2 separate regions of the Homo sapiens genome follow, and region 1 is linked to region 2. The links are chromatin contacts, found by Hi-C or POLR2A ChIA-PET in ENCODE. All regions are on one chromosome and are shown on one strand. The core of a region is the stretch at or near the end of the contact, and the rest is flanking DNA. Distances in the headings are between cores, read along the strand shown.

Region 1 (5,251 bases), core at 1,019-3,518, 100 kb before region 2:
GGTCACCTGAGGTCAGGAGTTCGAGACCAGCCTGGCCAACATGGTGAAACCCTGTTTCTACAAAAAATACAAAAATTAGCTGTGTGGGGTGGCAGGTCCCTGTAATCCCAGCTACTCAGAAGGCTGAGGCAGGAGAATCACTTGAACCTGGGAGGTGGAGATTGCAGTAAGCTGGGATCACACCATTGCACTCCAACCTGGGTGAGAGAGCAAGACTCCATCTCAAATACGTACATACACACGTACTTCTCAGCCAAGTGGGCACCTACTGTTCTGCTAAGGGATGGAGACATGGACCTGCAGGTTCGCATTCTCCTGGATCTGAGAGGTTATTAGGTCACGTCTGAAGCCTCCATGCCAGCTAAACAAGGAACAGTGGATCAGCAGCGCACCTTGTTTATTGTTGTAGTGCTCCAGTCGTCCATCCCTCTCTCCCCTTGTCTTCTGTGACTGGTCAAGCTAATTTGATTTGACGTCCTGGCATTTGAGATTTGTCAAGTATTGTAACCCTAAGCAGTACTAATATTGAAACCCATACTTGAAATTTATGTAATCCAGATGTGCATGCCAATAAAGCAGAGATGAAATGGCAGGCCCGGATGGGGGAGAGCCAGGCTGGGTGGGGACTGTGTGTGGGGAAGAATTCTGTGGCCCTATATTTTTTCCACATGGTATATACAGCCAAGTAGGATTTTAGGAATTAATATTTTCCCTTAAGAGTAGTAACTGGATTATGAAGTATAGCTTCAAGTAAGTACCAGTATTGGTTTTATTTGTAGCCAAGAATAACTGATTAAGTTTTGAGGAGAAGGAAGGCAATCTATTTTGAGTGCTTTTTAAAACTTTTAAATTGGTTAGGACCCTTCAACAGTGTGGTCTTGGGACTTATTAGTCACATCGAATCAGAACTTTTTTTTTTTTTTTTAACCAAACAAGCAGCACTGGTGAACCAGGATTTGTGACATGGCTCTCTGATGTTGAATTTTTTCTATTTGAGCATATCATTAGAAGTCCCCCCTAAGAAACAAAGACTGTGACCCCTGAGTTGTCAATTCAAAGCCCTCCCACACTGGTAATACCCAAATGCCATTTCTATTTTCTGAGAGCTCAATGAGTAGGTGGATTAAATGTGAAAAGGTTTCTGTTCAGGTATTTGACAGTGGCCTTGATTGGAGCCTCTCTACCGTCTAGCAATGGCCCTGTTGTGTGACTTCCAGGACGACAGCTGTCTTCTCGGGCCATGACCTCTTCCACCTGTGGGATCACAGGACTGTGTCCAGCTGACCCAATGAGAATGGTATAAGTGCTTTATCTCATAGGGAGTTCTGAGTCAAAAATTTTGGTGTTCTTGACATGAAAGATTGGCAGAGTGTATTATTATTCCTTAGTGTTCTGTGCATAATTAACAACCACCCTTAACTAGACCTGGTAGCCCAGGGAAACTGGTCAGACCAGCTAGTGAAAGCAGGTGGAAAATGATCTCGAGGGAAGCACGGAGTCGGGATCCACATTGAGTGGAGGTGACTTGTAGTGGATTAGGGTGCTCATAAAAACCGTGGTTGCAGTTGGTACCAGTGTCATCTGTGGATATTTCTAGGCAGGATATCAAGGGTCAGCTTGCTACTTTAGCCCCCTCTTAAGGCAGGATACAAAAAAAAAAGAGAGCCCTGTATTCAGGGGAGGCATGTGACATGCCATGGTCCCCCATTTCCCCTGCCCTAAACATCTCTGGAGAAAGTCAAGTGTGTGTGGCTTCTACAGCAGGGCTGGATGTTTTTCCCTGGGGTAGGAGGGGCATTTACCTGCTTTTCTTCAGCCATTATTAATAGGGCTCATTCCAGGAGGGGAGGAGAATGGTGCCTGTAACTCAGACTCCCCAGCACAGCCTCGGCCTGCAGGCTTCAGCCCTGTTGGAGTCAGGGCTTGCGTAAGGAATGCTGTCATGGATCCAAGCCAGATAGATTACAAATGATGGAATCTGATGTTTCCTGTTGGGTTTGGGGAAGGGATTCAATGTGGTGTGGGCTTAGGTCCCCACAGTTTACCTCAGAAATAGTCAAGATGCAGGGAGCTGAATGAGGACTCTCGAGGCAGCTTTGCCAGCCTGGAGCCCAGGTGAGTCACTACCACCTCAGAAACATCCTTCAGAGGCCAGGATTCAGGCCCCAGGCGGGAGTCGGAGCATCCAGGCTGCTGGTCCGGTTCTCTCCACTGACGTCATCACCCCCGCTTAGTCTGGAATGGCTGGCAACCTCTGCCTGAGGATGAGAGCTGGCTGGAAGTGGAAAAGCAGGAAATGTTTCCAGATTGGAAACTCAAGGCACGTTTGCGCAATACTGCACTCGGCCAAGACTGTGTGGCTGACCTGCATGCCTAATGGGATCCCAGGTCTGAAACAGGGTTCTGCAGAACCATTGGTCTGACCTCATACCTCCCACCTAGACACAATGATATCTTCTTGGCCAAGAAAAAATGACCTGTATTTTTCTTTTCTTTTTTAATGTTATCCAGCTGAGGTGTGCCTTTAAAAAAAAGAAAAAAATATATACATACACACACACGCGTGTGTGTGTGTGTGTGTGTATATTCCAATCCACTACTTAACGCAGGGATGCAAAGATCATATTAAAACGGCTATAACCAGAAATAAGACAACTGAAAGAATCATAGTATTAATAAAGGGCAAACTGAGAGTCCAGGTGAGAGGAACTGCAGTCTCTGGTGATGGAGTGCAGCCTGGTGGTTTAGAGCTCCAAAATGGAGGCCCGTCAGCCTGGGTTTGAATCCTGGCTCTGTGGCTTACTAGCTGTGACCTTGGCTTCTGTCATCTTCTGTTCTTTTACTTATTGTAAGAAAGGGTGATAGTGCCACATCATGAATTAGTCTAAGACTCGAGTGCACTTCCACGCAAAGTAAGTCCTTAGTAACTGGTAGCTGTTATCATAGTTAAATATCTTTTTTTTTTTTTTTTTTTTTTTTTTTTTTGAGACGGAGTCTCGCTCTGTCGCCCAGGCCGGACTGCGGACTGCAGTGGCGCAATCTCGGCTCACTGCAAGCTCCGCTTCCCGGGTTCACGCCATTCTCCTGCCTCAGCCTCCCGAGTAGCTGGGACTACAGGCGCCCGCCACCGTGCCCGGCTAATTTTTTGTATTTTTAGTAGAGACGGGGTTTCACCTTGTTAGCCAGGATGGTCTCGATCTCCTGACCTCATGATCCACCCGCCTCGGCCTCCCAAAGTGCTGGGATTACAGGCGTGAGCCACCGCGCCCGGCCAAATATCATTATTTTTGAGGCAGGGTCTCACTTGTTATAATTATTGTTATTCCTTCCCTCCAGCCTGCTTTAGAGTGATGCCCATGATGCAGTCAAAGGTGTCTGAGTTCCTTTCACTTTTCTAGATCGTTGCCCCAGTACTAGTGCATAAAGGGATGCAAGGTTTTAGGAACTTTGACCTTGAAGCCAGACTGTGTAGCCACCGTCACTTCTCTCTGGGAGGCTGTTGTCAGATCAGGCCCTGTTCCATCCCTCTCCTCGGAGGTCTGCCAGTGTTACTCAGCCATGAAGCCCATCAAGGGGCCACAGTTCAGATGGAGGAGGAGTCTTTAAGCAGAAGACAGAATGCCTGGGGATGCTGTTGTCTGGGGTCAAATGCTGGCTTCGTCCAGTGGAGAAGTGAGTAGAACCAGCCCACTGTATCCCTTCTGCATCCCCTGCCAGCTTACTCTCTGAAGCAGCAAACCTGGAGTCGGTCGAGGTTCCCCAACAGAGAGACCCCGGGCCTTGCAAGAGCAGGCCTGGACAGCCTGGAGTTTTCTCTCAAAATTGTAACATGGGTTTATTCCAAAACAAAGCAACAAAAGTAGACCCCTGGTGTATCCTTGGCTCACTTCCATAAAGCATCACAACCATTAACCAAAGGAAAAGAAGGCCTGAGCCCTGTGGCGGAAGTCAGGCCAAGATTTTCCTCACTCCCCTCCCTTTCTGGGACCCAGGAATAGTAAAAATAGTAAACATAATTATAACAAAAAATTTAAAAAAATTTTTTTAATTTAAAAAAAGCTAAAAATCATGGAATGTTTGCTAAATGTCAGGACGGTTTAAGTACTTTATATATATTAAGTTATTTAATCTTCCTAGCCTTTAAGAAACGCTATTATTGTTGTTTCCCTTTTACAGATTAGGGGACTAGGGCACAGAGCAGTTATGTAATTTGCTTAAGGTCACACAGCTAGTAGTGGCCATGCCAACTTTAGAACTCAGACAGTCTGGAATTAGAGGCTGTACACTTAACCACAGCTCTGAACTGCGTCTCATGATAGTTATCAAGTTGTTATAGAAATAAACCATATATACGATAAAATGATATCAAACTATACATACACAACATTATTCCAGTGTGTATGGTTGGTTGGTTTTTTTTTTTTTTTTTTTTTTTTTGAGACGGAGTCTTACTCTGTCGCCCAGGCTGGAGTGCAGTGGTGTGGTCTTGGCTCACTGCAAGCTCCGCCTCCCAGGTTCACGCCATTCTCCTGCCTCAGCCTCCCGAGTAGCTGGGACTACAGGTGCCCGCCACCACATCTGGCTAGTTTTTTGTATTTTTAGTAGAGACGGGGTTTCACTGTGTTAGCCAGGATGGTCTCAATCTCCTGACCTCGTGATCCACCTGCCTTGGCCTCCCAAAGTGCTGGGATCACAGGCGTGAGCCACCACGCTTGGCCTGCCAATGTGTATGGTTTTTTAGTTTTGCTATTATACTCTAATTGTGTGAGATTTAACCATCTGGGGAAAGTGAGCAAAGAATACACAGGACCTTTCTGTATTCTTTTTTTTTTTTTTTTTTTGCAGCTTCCTGTGACTCTATAATTATTTCCAAATAAGAGGTCAGAACAAAAGCAAACCACAATCAACAGTGTATTGAATTCTTATTGTATGCCAAGCACTGTGATAAACATTTAACATTTATTATTTTATTTACTCCTAACAGCAACCCAATAAGATGTGGGTACTATCATTATCTTTAGTTACAGATGAGGAAACTGAGGGTTGGCAAGGTTAATAAGTTGGATACCATCAATAAGAAGTAGTATGACCACTGGGTAGTACCCACCTAGATTTATTATAAACATCAAATCAGAAAAAGCACCTGGTATATGGATGTTCTGTAAATGTTGATTTCCATGTGTTTGCTTGGCAAGCACAGAGCCCTGCTAGGTGCCATACACAGTCTAGCATTAGCCAGTCCAAGCCTCTG
Region 2 (5,364 bases), core at 2,821-5,320:
TCCTGCCTCAGCCTCCTGAGTAGCTTGGACTACAGGTGTGTGCCACCACACCCTGCTAATTTTTGTATTTTTAGTAGAGATGGGGTTTTGCCAAGTTGGTCAGGCTGGTCTCAAACTCCTGACTTCCAGTAATCCGCCCACCTCAGCCTTCCAAAGTGCTGGGATTACAAGTGTCAGCTGCCATGCCCGACCAATTTTTAAGAGTATATATAGAGTCCTGAGACCAGGGAAAAAATTGAGAACCACTATTCTGAGGTATCAGATCCAGCTAAGGAAAAATTCAGCAGGCAGAAAGGCTGAACAAAGGGAGCTTTTTCAGCCCCGACCCGGTCTCCTGGCTCTGGCCCTGCAGATATCTGCATTCGGGCACGGAACGACCAAGCTCAGCCTACGGGAAACGCAACAAGCGGGGAATGAGAACTTCTTTGGGATCTTGAGGATGGTGCACACATCAGTCATTCTCAGCCTTGCTCCTTCAGGCCCTCTCACCCTGGAGTTCTCACACAGCCACGCTGTTGCAGATGGGAGTTTTTAAAGGGGTTTTCCAGAATGGCCAGACATGCAGGTCCAGCTCATCTCAGCCTGCCCAGCAGACTCCATGGAATTATCAGGAAGGAAACAGTAGCCTGGAACCCACAGCCCATGGAAGGCATGTTCCTGAGAAAGTCCATGAATTACTTCTCTTTTTACCTTCCCACAGATCCCAGGCTGGGGAGGTGGGTGGACCAAGGAGTAAGGCCTGAAGGGATCAGTTTGGGGGCCTTGTTTGTACATGTGGGCACCAGCCCCTCCCCAGAGGCAGAGGGCTAATCTAGATTTCTGTATATTGAAAGAGGCAGAGGGCTAATCTAGATTTCTGTATATTGAAAGTATTAATCAGTTTTCATTCAGGAAGCAGCATTCTGGGTATTGTAAGCAGGAGATGATTTAATGCAGGGAGTTGGGGGTTCACAGAATCATTGGAGGAGCTCGTGGAGCAGGGTGTAGGCTGAGCATCCAGGAATGACGAACTCGCCCATTAGGGGAGCTGCTCCCTGAGACAGCGCCTGGAACTGTGAGTTTGAACAACACCTCTGGAGCTGCAGTTCAGGAGTAAAGCTGGAATCAAGAAGGCGTTGCAGCCAGGCACGGTGCCTCATGCCTGTAATCCCAGCATTTTGGGGGCCGAGGTTGGCAGATCGCTTGAGCTTAGGAGTCGAGACCAGCCTGGGCAACATGGTGAAACCCCATCTCTGCTAAAAATATAAAAAATTAGCCAGGCATGGTGGTGCATGTCTGTGGTGCCAGCAATTTGGGAGGCTGAGGTGGGAGGTTAAAAAAAAGAAAAAAAGACTTTGCTATTGCTTTTATCATTTCACCATCACTACCACTACTCTGAAGCCTCAGATAGGTGGAAACTGGACTGGAATGTTCTGTAGGAAAAAAAAACCCTCAGTTTTCATGACCTGGTTTGCTAGCAAAAACAGACAAAGGGAACACAAAGGTGGCCTCTGCCTCCCATTCACTTACCAAATTTCATGCAGCATATCTTAATGATAAAACCTAATTTCCAGAATCCCAGCTGCAAAGGAGACTGGGAAATGCAGTTTTCAATTTTCCACCTCACCAGCCAAGATGGTAAAGTGAGGGCTGAATGAGCCCAGTGTATACCCAGTGAGTCCAGTGTATACCCACCAGGACTATCAATACTGCATTTTCTCAAGTGTTGAGTTCTAAGGAGCATGAGGCAGGGGGATGAACCAAGATGCCACCTGATTAGACTTCATGATTTCCCGAATTCCCTCTTGGATTTCCCCTAGTGCAGCTAGGAGATGCCCTCTTAGAGTTTTAGTAGCCACACGTGGTGCTTTGTCTTGGCTGTTGGCCACAATAGGGAAGAATGGCTGGCAAATCCACGGATTATCTTTTTGTTTACACTTCAGTCTCCAATGCTGATGGTTGAAATAAAGGCTTTTCCTGCAATCAGAAGGACTGATATATAGAAGCATGTCTGTAAGCTTGCCTTCCAGCCCTGTAATATAAGAATTGTGAAATCTAAAAATATTTGGGGGGAATTGGGCATTTATGTTTAAGGGAACTCTTATAAACAGAGGGATAATTCATGAATAGATTGTTGTTTCTTCCTAGACTACACAAGATCCCCCCATAGAATCTCAGCTTCCTACTCTAATGAGTCAACACTAGGCTCTTGAAAATTATACACCATTCTTTTCTGGGCAGAAACATGACTTGGTCCATAACTGAAAACCTGGGTACACTATAGTAAGTTACTGATGTTCATCCATACTTTTTGTCACTCAGCAAAACTTTCTACTAATAATTTTGTTTGTTTGTTTGTTTTCTTGAGACACGGTCTCTCTTTGTCTCCCAGGCTGCAGGGGAGTGGTGCGATCATAGCTTACTGTAGCCTCCAGCTCTTGGGCTCAACCTGTCTTCCTGCCTCAGCCTCCCAAGTAGCTGGGACTACAGGCGTGTGCCAGCAGGCCTGGCTTCAGTGAACATTTATTGAGGACCTGCCATGTCAGGCCCCAGGCTGGTCATATTTCAGAGAATACAGAGATGAGGAAGTCATTGTTCCCGTGCTTAGAAGGAACAGTCTGGTTAGGAAGACAACATGCATTCATGGCTATTGCTGTAAAGGAAAGTTTTCAGTGATCTCAGAGCAGGAAGATATTTCTTTCTCTTTTTTTTTTTTTTTTTTTTTTTGAGACGGAGTCTCACTCTGTCACCCTGGCTGGAGTGCAGTGGCATGATCTCGGCTCATTGCGATCTCTGCCTCCCAGGTTTAAGCGATACTTATGCCTCAGCCTCCTGAGTAGCCGGAACTACAGGTGAGTACCACCACGCCCGGCTAACTTTTGTATTTTTAGTAGAGACGGGGTTTCACCATATTGGGCAGGCTGGTCTCGAACTCCTGACCTTGTGATCCACCTGCCTCAGCCTACCAAAGTGCTGGGATTACAGGCGTGAGCCACCGCACCCAGCCCCCCTTTTTTTTGGGGGGGTGGGGAGAGAGAATCTGGGAAGGCTTCTGAAGCAGGTGGCATTGGAATGGAGTCTTGAAGGATAAATAGGATCTAGACAAGCAGGGGTGAGAGCTGTTCGTTCTCATGCATAGATGGGAGCAGGCAGGGTGGGCCTGAGGTCCATGAGTGCTGGTGGTGTGTCCTGGTAACAGGGGTGAGTCACGGCAGGAGATAGGGTGAGGTGAGGTTCTGGGAGTCCTTGAGGGCCAGAGATAGTGAGGCTTTACTGGCCTGTGGCCCTCCCCTTCATACAGATTGGTATGCTCAGTGGACCAGTTAAGTGGTTCAAACCCAGGAATATTGGAAATGACAGAACCAGAACATCAGAATACCTTCCCAAAGGAAAGACCTTTAAGATCACTTCTGATTACAGAAAATCCCTAACTTATGATGGTGCAACTTACAATTTTTCAGCTTTACAGTGGTGTGAAAGCGATATGCATTTAGTAGAAACTACTTCGAGTACCCACACAACAATTCTGTTTCACTTTCATACAGTATTCAGTAAGTTACACTGATGTTCAACATTATTATAAAACAGGTTTTGGCTTATATAATCTTGCCTAACTGTAGGCTAATGTAGGTGTTCTGAGCATGTTTAAGGTAGGCTATTCAGTAGGTGAGGTGTATTCAATGCGTTTTCGCTTAGGATATTTTCAACTTACTATGGGTTTATTGGTATGTAACCCCATCCTAAGTCAAGGAGCATTTATATTTGTTTGCCACTTTTTAAAATAAAAGCATTCTTTGCCCTCAAGGAGAGAAGAAACTTTTAGAACTCTGGAGATGACCCGAGCTTTTGGAGACCTGAGATAGGGGTTCCGAGGGCAGCCCAGGCTGACTCCCTGGAGGTGGCTTACTTCCTAGCCAAGGAGAGAGAATGGACATCTTTTCCCTGGCGGGAGCACTTAGCTGCATGTCAAGGGGAGAGACCACAGTGACCGCACAGGCGGGACGCTCCAAGAGCCCCGAGGGAGTTGGGGTGGCTGGAGGCCTGGCCGCCTGCCCCTGGCTGCCTGCCCGCTCCCTGGCTTAATTTGTAAGGAAGGACAAGAGTGGCATCGGGAAGGGCTGGGAACAGGCAGGAGCCGGGAGGCTGACTTTTGGGCTGTCATCAGAGAGAACAGCATGAGTGAGGGACAGGGCTCCAGGGCTGCCTTGTTCCTGTGATGGAGCAGGGAAAGAGCTCCGTCCATTCTGGGCAGAGCAGGTGGGTGTCCCACGAAGTCATGAAGCCACAGGCTGCCATCCGGGCCCCTCGGTGGCGGGGAGGTCTGTTGGACGGCGAAGTGGTCTCCTGAGGGGGCTCCAACACGGAGCCTTGCCAGAGCTGGCAGAGGACAGAAACGCGTCCCCGCCCCCCAGCTGAATCTGAGCCGCTCGCCGAGGGCAGGGGCGGGCGCGGCCTGAGCCGCAGTCAGGGCCCAGCACAGGCTGTGCACATGGCGTCCCCTGGTGGCACAGAGCGGGCCTCATGAGCGGCGCCCCGGGAGTTTGCAGCTCTAAGCCTGCCGCCGCCTTTCCCTGCTTTTGTGGGCTCTTAGTGATACTCGGACCCGCTAGGACCATTCCTCCCTGTGGGACTTGAAGCCGCTACTCTTTTTCTTTCTTTTTTTTTTTTTTTTTTTTTTTTTTGAGACGGAGTCTCGCCCTGTCGCCCAGGCTGGAGGGCAGTGGCGCGATCTCAGCTCACTGCAAGCTCCGCCTCCCGGGTTCACGCCATTCTCCTGCCTCAGCCTCCAGAGTAGCTGGGACTACAGGCGCCCGCCACCAAGCCCGGCTTATTTTTTGTATTTTTTAACAGAGACTGTGTTAGCCGGGATGATCTCGATCTCCTGACCTCGTGATCCACCCACCTTGGCCGCCCAAAGTGCTGAGGTTACAGGCGTGAGCCACCGAGCCCGGCCGAGGCCACTACTCTTTTCTGAGCACCAAACTGGGGGCAACCTGGCCTGGCACACGAAGTGGTGTCAGCCCACCTCAGTCTAGGTGCCAGATGAGGAAGGAGTGGTCATTAATGTTGTACAACAGCCTAATATGCATCATCCCATTTGGCCTCATGACAGCCTCCATAAGGAGGTATCACACGTGTGCTACAGATGGAGAACCAGACTCGAGTGTGCTTGTCGGAGGGGATGGTGACCTGACCCTGCTGGTGGCAGCCCTGGGTTTGGACCTGGGTCTGTGAGACTCTTAGCTGTGCAGCCTCTCCCCTCTGCATAGAAGAACACTTGGCGACCCTGACTGAACTCTTTGGAGGGGGAAAGGTCCCCAATTCCACACACTGGGGAACTGCTCCTTCCCTGGGCCACCTGAGGGCCCTCAGGTTCTGCTAATG

Evidence for each region. Hi-C counts contacts between places; a loop is a spot of excess contacts on that map. ChIA-PET counts read pairs that join two places held with the same protein, here RNA polymerase II (POLR2A). Pooled maps may share reads with other maps.
Region 1: a loop to region 2 is called in a map of mammary epithelial cell, with 9 times the contacts of the local background. The contact joins two enhancer-like sites. A Hi-C loop is called at or near these places in 14 of 168 maps with a recorded cell type or tissue (Calu3, DLD1, PC-3 and 9 more), 2 of 37 single-sample maps with no recorded cell type and 18 of 50 pooled maps. POLR2A ChIA-PET finds 5 or more read pairs at or near these places in 8 of 52 experiments (A673, CD8-positive, alpha-beta T cell, HCT116 and 4 more).

Annotation. Positions count from the first base shown.
Region 1 is chr11:34,271,893-34,277,143 of GRCh38, reverse strand. All of the region lies in intron 1 of ABTB2 (ankyrin repeat and BTB domain containing 2), which reads left to right. Among named protein-coding and RNA genes, the nearest start is that of ABTB2, 83 kb to the left of the region's middle. Within about 2 kb of position 2,268, at least 18 of the 41 ENCODE cell types and tissues checked have a DNase peak (open chromatin) inside an H3K27ac peak, as active enhancers do.
Region 2 is chr11:34,173,622-34,178,985 of GRCh38, reverse strand. All of the region lies in intron 3 of ABTB2 (ankyrin repeat and BTB domain containing 2), which reads left to right. Among named protein-coding and RNA genes, the nearest start is that of NAT10, 71 kb to the right of the region's middle. RefSeq lists enhancers at 3,560-4,480, 4,481-5,364. Within about 2 kb of position 4,070, at least 7 of the 41 ENCODE cell types and tissues checked have a DNase peak (open chromatin) inside an H3K27ac peak, as active enhancers do.